Linked DNA regions of Homo sapiens: region 2 is linked to region 1. Evidence: chromatin loops called from intact Hi-C (ENCODE). Cell type or tissue: chondrocyte. All regions are shown on one strand.

Region 1 (2,500 bases):
AAATAGAACCATTGGATGACCAAAAAAAGTCCTTAAAAAGCACGAATCCAGTCCTCAACCTAATGATTTCACAACTTATTATCTCCAGTATATTCCTCAAACTATTGAACTTCACCATTAAAATATCTGTCTCACATCTAATATCAATCTCTCCCATTGTAGAATAAGGCAATTAATTTAGAGCCCATTTTTCTGTTCAGCTGAGAATGGAAAATAATTGATCAGCATCCTCCGAATTAATCATTATCCATGATAAATATCTTCAGACTTATGTAACAGAAACTATAAAAAAAAAAGAAAAACTCTGGACTTTTCCTGTGTACAAAAATAAAAAAGGTGAGCCCTCCAGAAACGCAGTTTTGCGTGAGTGCGTACTTGGAGCTGTTTGCCAGGCTGCAGACTTAACTCAGAGCACTATATGAAAGCACTGCATTTCCAGGCACTGCCAAGCCCGTTTGTTCATAAAATAAAGCAACAGTTGGGCAAATGTCAAAAGCCACACTACGAAGAACCTGACAGTAAACAGAAACCGATTAGCATAATCTACGTGGTCTGAGTGGTACTAAAACTTGACCTTTTTTTCTATTTTGATCTTTGCTACACAGCATAAAACAAAACAAAAATATTTAAAGTAAACTGCTAAATACAGCAGCAACTTCTGAAAGTCTAGGTCAGTAAAATTTAGAATGCTGCCTTGCTTGCAGGCAACAAGGGGTAGAGGACAATAAAGAACCTTTGTGTTCCGACTGGCAGTAACACAGCAGCGACTGCAGCAGCTCTATCCTTTAAAAAGGAGGCAGCTCCCTGTGTATTTATCACGACTTACATTAACTGGTCACGACAGTCTCCACCATTAGACTGTAAGCTCCAGGAAGGCAAGGACCATGACTCACCACAGTAGCCTCAGCGCCTAAAATAGGCGCTCAATAAATATTTGCTGCAGAATAAATGAATAGGCGGCGATGCAGAAGGGAAGAAGAGGCTCTGGGGACAACCCCAGAGTCCATGGGGACCTTCCTTGCCCGCTCCTCAAACTCTATACTAAGGTTCCCTCCAGCGTTCCCCAAGTCCTCCTGCGAGCTCCCAAACTCGGCTGAGTTTGCAGGGCGGCGACCAGCGCACCGACTTCCCCTCTGCCTGCCGCGACCCGCGGTGGGGTCCGCACGAAGCAGCCGCGGCACGCGGGGCGGGGCGACGCCAAAGTAACTCCGGAGCAACGCGCGGGGCCGCCGGTCCGACACACGCCCTTCCCTGAGCGGCCGCCGCCGGGCGCACGCGCCCCGCAGCCCGAACGCCGCCCCATCCCTAGAGAAATCAGGCGGCGGCTGTTTGGGCTTTTGTGTCTGTAGAAAAACGCGTAAATGCGTGAAAGACTCCGAGAAAAACCGGTTCACCCTCTTCCGCCACCCACTCAGGCACAGCCAGCAGTCCGTGTTCCCAAACACTGCTGATTCCCAGCAGGCCCGCCTCCGCCTCGGCCCGGTCGACTCCGGGCCCGGCCCTTCCCCCCGCGTCTGTCTCTCCCAGAGGCGGTAAGGGCCTGGCATCCGCAACCCCGCGCGGTTTCACCTTCTGAATCGCAGCGGGAGTGATCTCCCCCTTGCCTCGCTGCCTCGGGGCCGCGAAAGCCACAGACATGTTGCCGCCGTCACCACTATCGGCAAGTCCCGAGCGCTCCGGGTGAACGGCAAACTGGGGGAGAGACGCCGGCCTCTCGGGCTGAACCACCTCGGGAATGCGGGGAGGGGGGATGCTCCGGGGCCAAGCGGACGGGCGGCGGGGCAGGCCTGAAGGAGGCACTCTGGCCAGGGATGTCTCGCTTCTGCGCACTCTGGGGGACCCCTAGCCCTGGCCGAACTTTCTTGACCGTCCCTGCATCCCCCGAGCTCTCCTTATGGGCACCCCCTGGCCCTTTGCGCTAATGGTAGAGTCGCGCCCTAGTCCTCCCTCCGCTTCAGCGATTCAGGAAATGGTCCCGCCGCCGCGGGAGAAGGAGAGGCTGGGGCAGCCCCTGTCACAGGAAATGCGAGCGGCCCAAGCCGGCCCGCCCCCTTCGCGCCGTGGCAACTTGCCTCCCTCTCCGGCCCTCTGAAGCGTCTCCCCGACTGTGTTGCAGAGCGTGCCCTAGACCTAGTTCAGTTTTTCCAACTTCATCCTTACTTACGCCTCCTGGCAAGAGTGGCCGCCCCGAGTTGTCCCGGCAGCCCGGAGAGGGGAGGGAGGTCAAGACTCGGGAGTTCGTGCAAATCCGTGGAGCATCTGCCGAGATAGGGCAGAGGTGGAAGGACAAGGTGAACGCGGATTCGCTGGTTTAAATGGCTCGGCTACGCCCCAAATGCGCACCTCCGAGTCCACAGTCTCGCACGCACGCACAAAGTCGTGCCTAACAATTGGAAAGTAACCCTGACCCGAAACCGGGACACCAAGGTTGTGTCCAGTGCTCAGGGGCAATCGGCCAGCTTGGCTGGAGCGGACAGAGAAGAGCTCGCCTCTTGGGACA
Region 2 (2,500 bases), 560 kb after region 1:
ACCTGGGCAAGTTACTTTATCTCTCCGCACTTCCATCTCCTCATCTAAAACATGGGGATGCCAGTAATATCACCCTCTTAGGTGATGGATGAGGATTACACAAGTAATATCTTGCAAAGCCCTTGAAAAACAGTCTGGCACTTAGAGGCATTGTATTGGTGTTACATATTCAGTACTTACAACAACCCTCTGAGGTGGTTTTCCTCACCCACATTGTATAGATAATGAAACCAAAGCTTTGGGGTCACACAATTAACAGTGGGTCTCTATTTCTAAGCAACCAGAAGAACCAAGTCATTTCACGACCCCACATGAGAGGACTTCACATGGGTCTTCAGCAGCATAGACACTGTTCCATTCCCTGGCAGCACGTGACTGCCTAAGACTGGGTTATTATCTTTACTAGTATTCCTGATCACTTTTGGCATCAAGTGCTCTCAACCCAGAGCATGGTAGACGCTGGAGGTTAACAGCACTTTCTTCTGTTGATTTGATTAAATAAACAGGAAAGCAGGCCTCTTATGGTCCATATCTCTGGGAAACTGGCAGTAAGTGGATTGCACCAGATAACAAGGTCTGCTTTCTTTCTCCTCCCTGCCCCACAGCCCAGGAAGAAACAGACGGCTCGGAGGTGCTGATCCTTCCAGCTGTCCCCGTTGAGCCTCGGTTGTTTCGGTGAAGGAGCAAAGACAGCTTTTTTGTTTTTTTGTGTGTTTTTTTGAGACAGAGTCTTGCTCTGTCGCCCAGGCTGGAGTACAGTGGCGCAATCTCAGCTCACTGCAACCTCCGCCTCCTGGGTTCAAGCGATTCTTCTGCCCCAGCCTCCCGAGTAGCTGGGACTACAGGCACGCGCCACCACGCCCGGCTAATTTTTTTGTATTTTCGTAGAGATGGGGTTTCACCATGTTGGCCAGGATGGTCTCGATATCCTGACCTCGTGATCCACCTGCCTCGGCCTCCCAAAGTGCTGGGAAAAGGCAGCTTTTTAAAGCTGGCTGGGCTTTCCTTTTCCAGGAGAGAGAGGCAATGGTGAGAAACTAACAGCAAGACCAGAGGCGATTCCAAGTTTACTTGCCAATGTGTGTCACTGCCATCTGCTGGATGGAATGGGTATCAGACCGGGTCCCGTGTTTCTTCTCAGTGTTAATACGCAAATTCAGTGACTCCCATTGTGGGGGTTCAGAACCTAGTGGTGCATTTGCATCATTTCATAGCGTAAGTGTCTGCAGATTTTGGAAATCCCATGACAACTGTGCACAGGACGACCTCCACATGAGTAATCAAAAGGCAAAACAGGACCATCTTTGAGGCAACGTCCTACTTAGCATCAATGCTTCCCCAGATCAAATTTGATCTGTTCCCAAATGATTGATCTAATTGGTTAGAAAAAGCCCATAACCAGCAGGTGAGGGTATCTGGCAGAACTTGGGTCCTCTTGTCAATGGCAAAAAGTACTTACAGGGAAGTGAAATCAACATCTGGCTTTATTCTTGCGTCCCCTGAAATTATGTGTTCATGTATCCAACAGTTATTTATTGAGCACTTATCCTGTGTGCCAGGCACTGTATTAAGGAACTGAGAAAGCAAAGGTGAATAAACACAGTCCCTGCTCTTAACAATATATGGATATTTTCTGAGTGCTTATTTTGTGCTAGGCATATACATCCTGTTACATCTCATTTTATTCTCTGAACAACTCTAGGACTATTATTATCTCCTTTACAATGATCTCATATTATTACCTCATTTGTAGTTCAGAAAACTGAAGCTTAGAGAGATTCAGTAATTTAACCAAGAAAATACAGCACAGACAGAGATGGAGTGGGATTTGCATATGGGGTGGTGGGAATGGATGGGTAGGATAGAGAAGGATCAGTACCATGGACCAATGTAGCTTTTTCTCCCCCTCACATAGAAAGTCTGGGTCTTTTGTTTTACACACATTTTCTGTTCCATTGGCTACAAATTTCCAGCAAAGTGAAAGTGCTACAAAAACAAGTCAGTGATGATAGCAGTAGATGCTTTGGAAAGATTTATCAGGAAGAATATCCCTTCCTCTAGCCAGCATTTGAAATCTATCTCGTTAACATTCTCTTCAGTTCATAACTCTTCTTCTTAATAGCAGCGTTGGTGTCGGCAGCAAGGGCTGAATTGTTGTCAGTTCCCATTGGATAGAAAACAAATCCCTATTTTGGTCAGCATGACAGAGTACTTGTGAGCAAACGATTTGCTCAGCAAGAGATAGAGACCAATTCACATGTTCTGATCACAACAATCTCTCACAACAATCTCACACTGTTTTTGTTTTTTTTCTTTCTCTCTTGGCATAACAGCAGGGTGCTGGTGTGGCAGGGAGATACAGAGGTGGGGGCGAAGAGAGAACAGGAGGAATGGAAGCCGGTGGCAGAACAAGCAAGCCCTTTGCCAAGTGCCCTTGAAAAGGGCTTAAATAGTATGTCCTGGACAGAAAGGACTATGGGTGTAGATGAGAAAGCAGAAC

What was found. A loop is a pair of places that touch in the nucleus more often than their neighbours do. Peaks named below come from ENCODE experiments on the same cell type or tissue, not always from the same donor. Only the 100,000 strongest peaks of a DNase experiment are listed, where the experiment ranks them.
Region 2: a loop joins it to region 1, with 2.5 times the contacts of the local background. A loop is called at or near these places in 7 of 110 quality-filtered maps.

Annotation. Positions count from the first base shown.
Region 1 is chr18:26,088,932-26,091,431 of GRCh38, forward strand. SS18 (SS18 subunit of BAF chromatin remodeling complex) reads right to left here and starts at 1,682. Exons shown (of 11, transcript NM_001007559.3): 1 at 1,570-1,682. The coding sequence starts at 1,638. RefSeq lists an enhancer at 2,017-2,136. In chondrocyte, a CTCF peak has its summit at 1,276; DNase peaks (open chromatin) are centred at 1,200, 1,610 and 1,980.
Region 2 is chr18:26,648,807-26,651,306 of GRCh38, forward strand. It overlaps a transcript of KCTD1 not described here. Among named protein-coding and RNA genes, the nearest start is that of PCAT18, 54 kb to the right of the region's middle. RefSeq lists an enhancer at 2,208-2,500. In chondrocyte, CTCF peaks have their summits at 1,109 (motif pointing left) and 1,312; no DNase peak of the experiment used is centred here.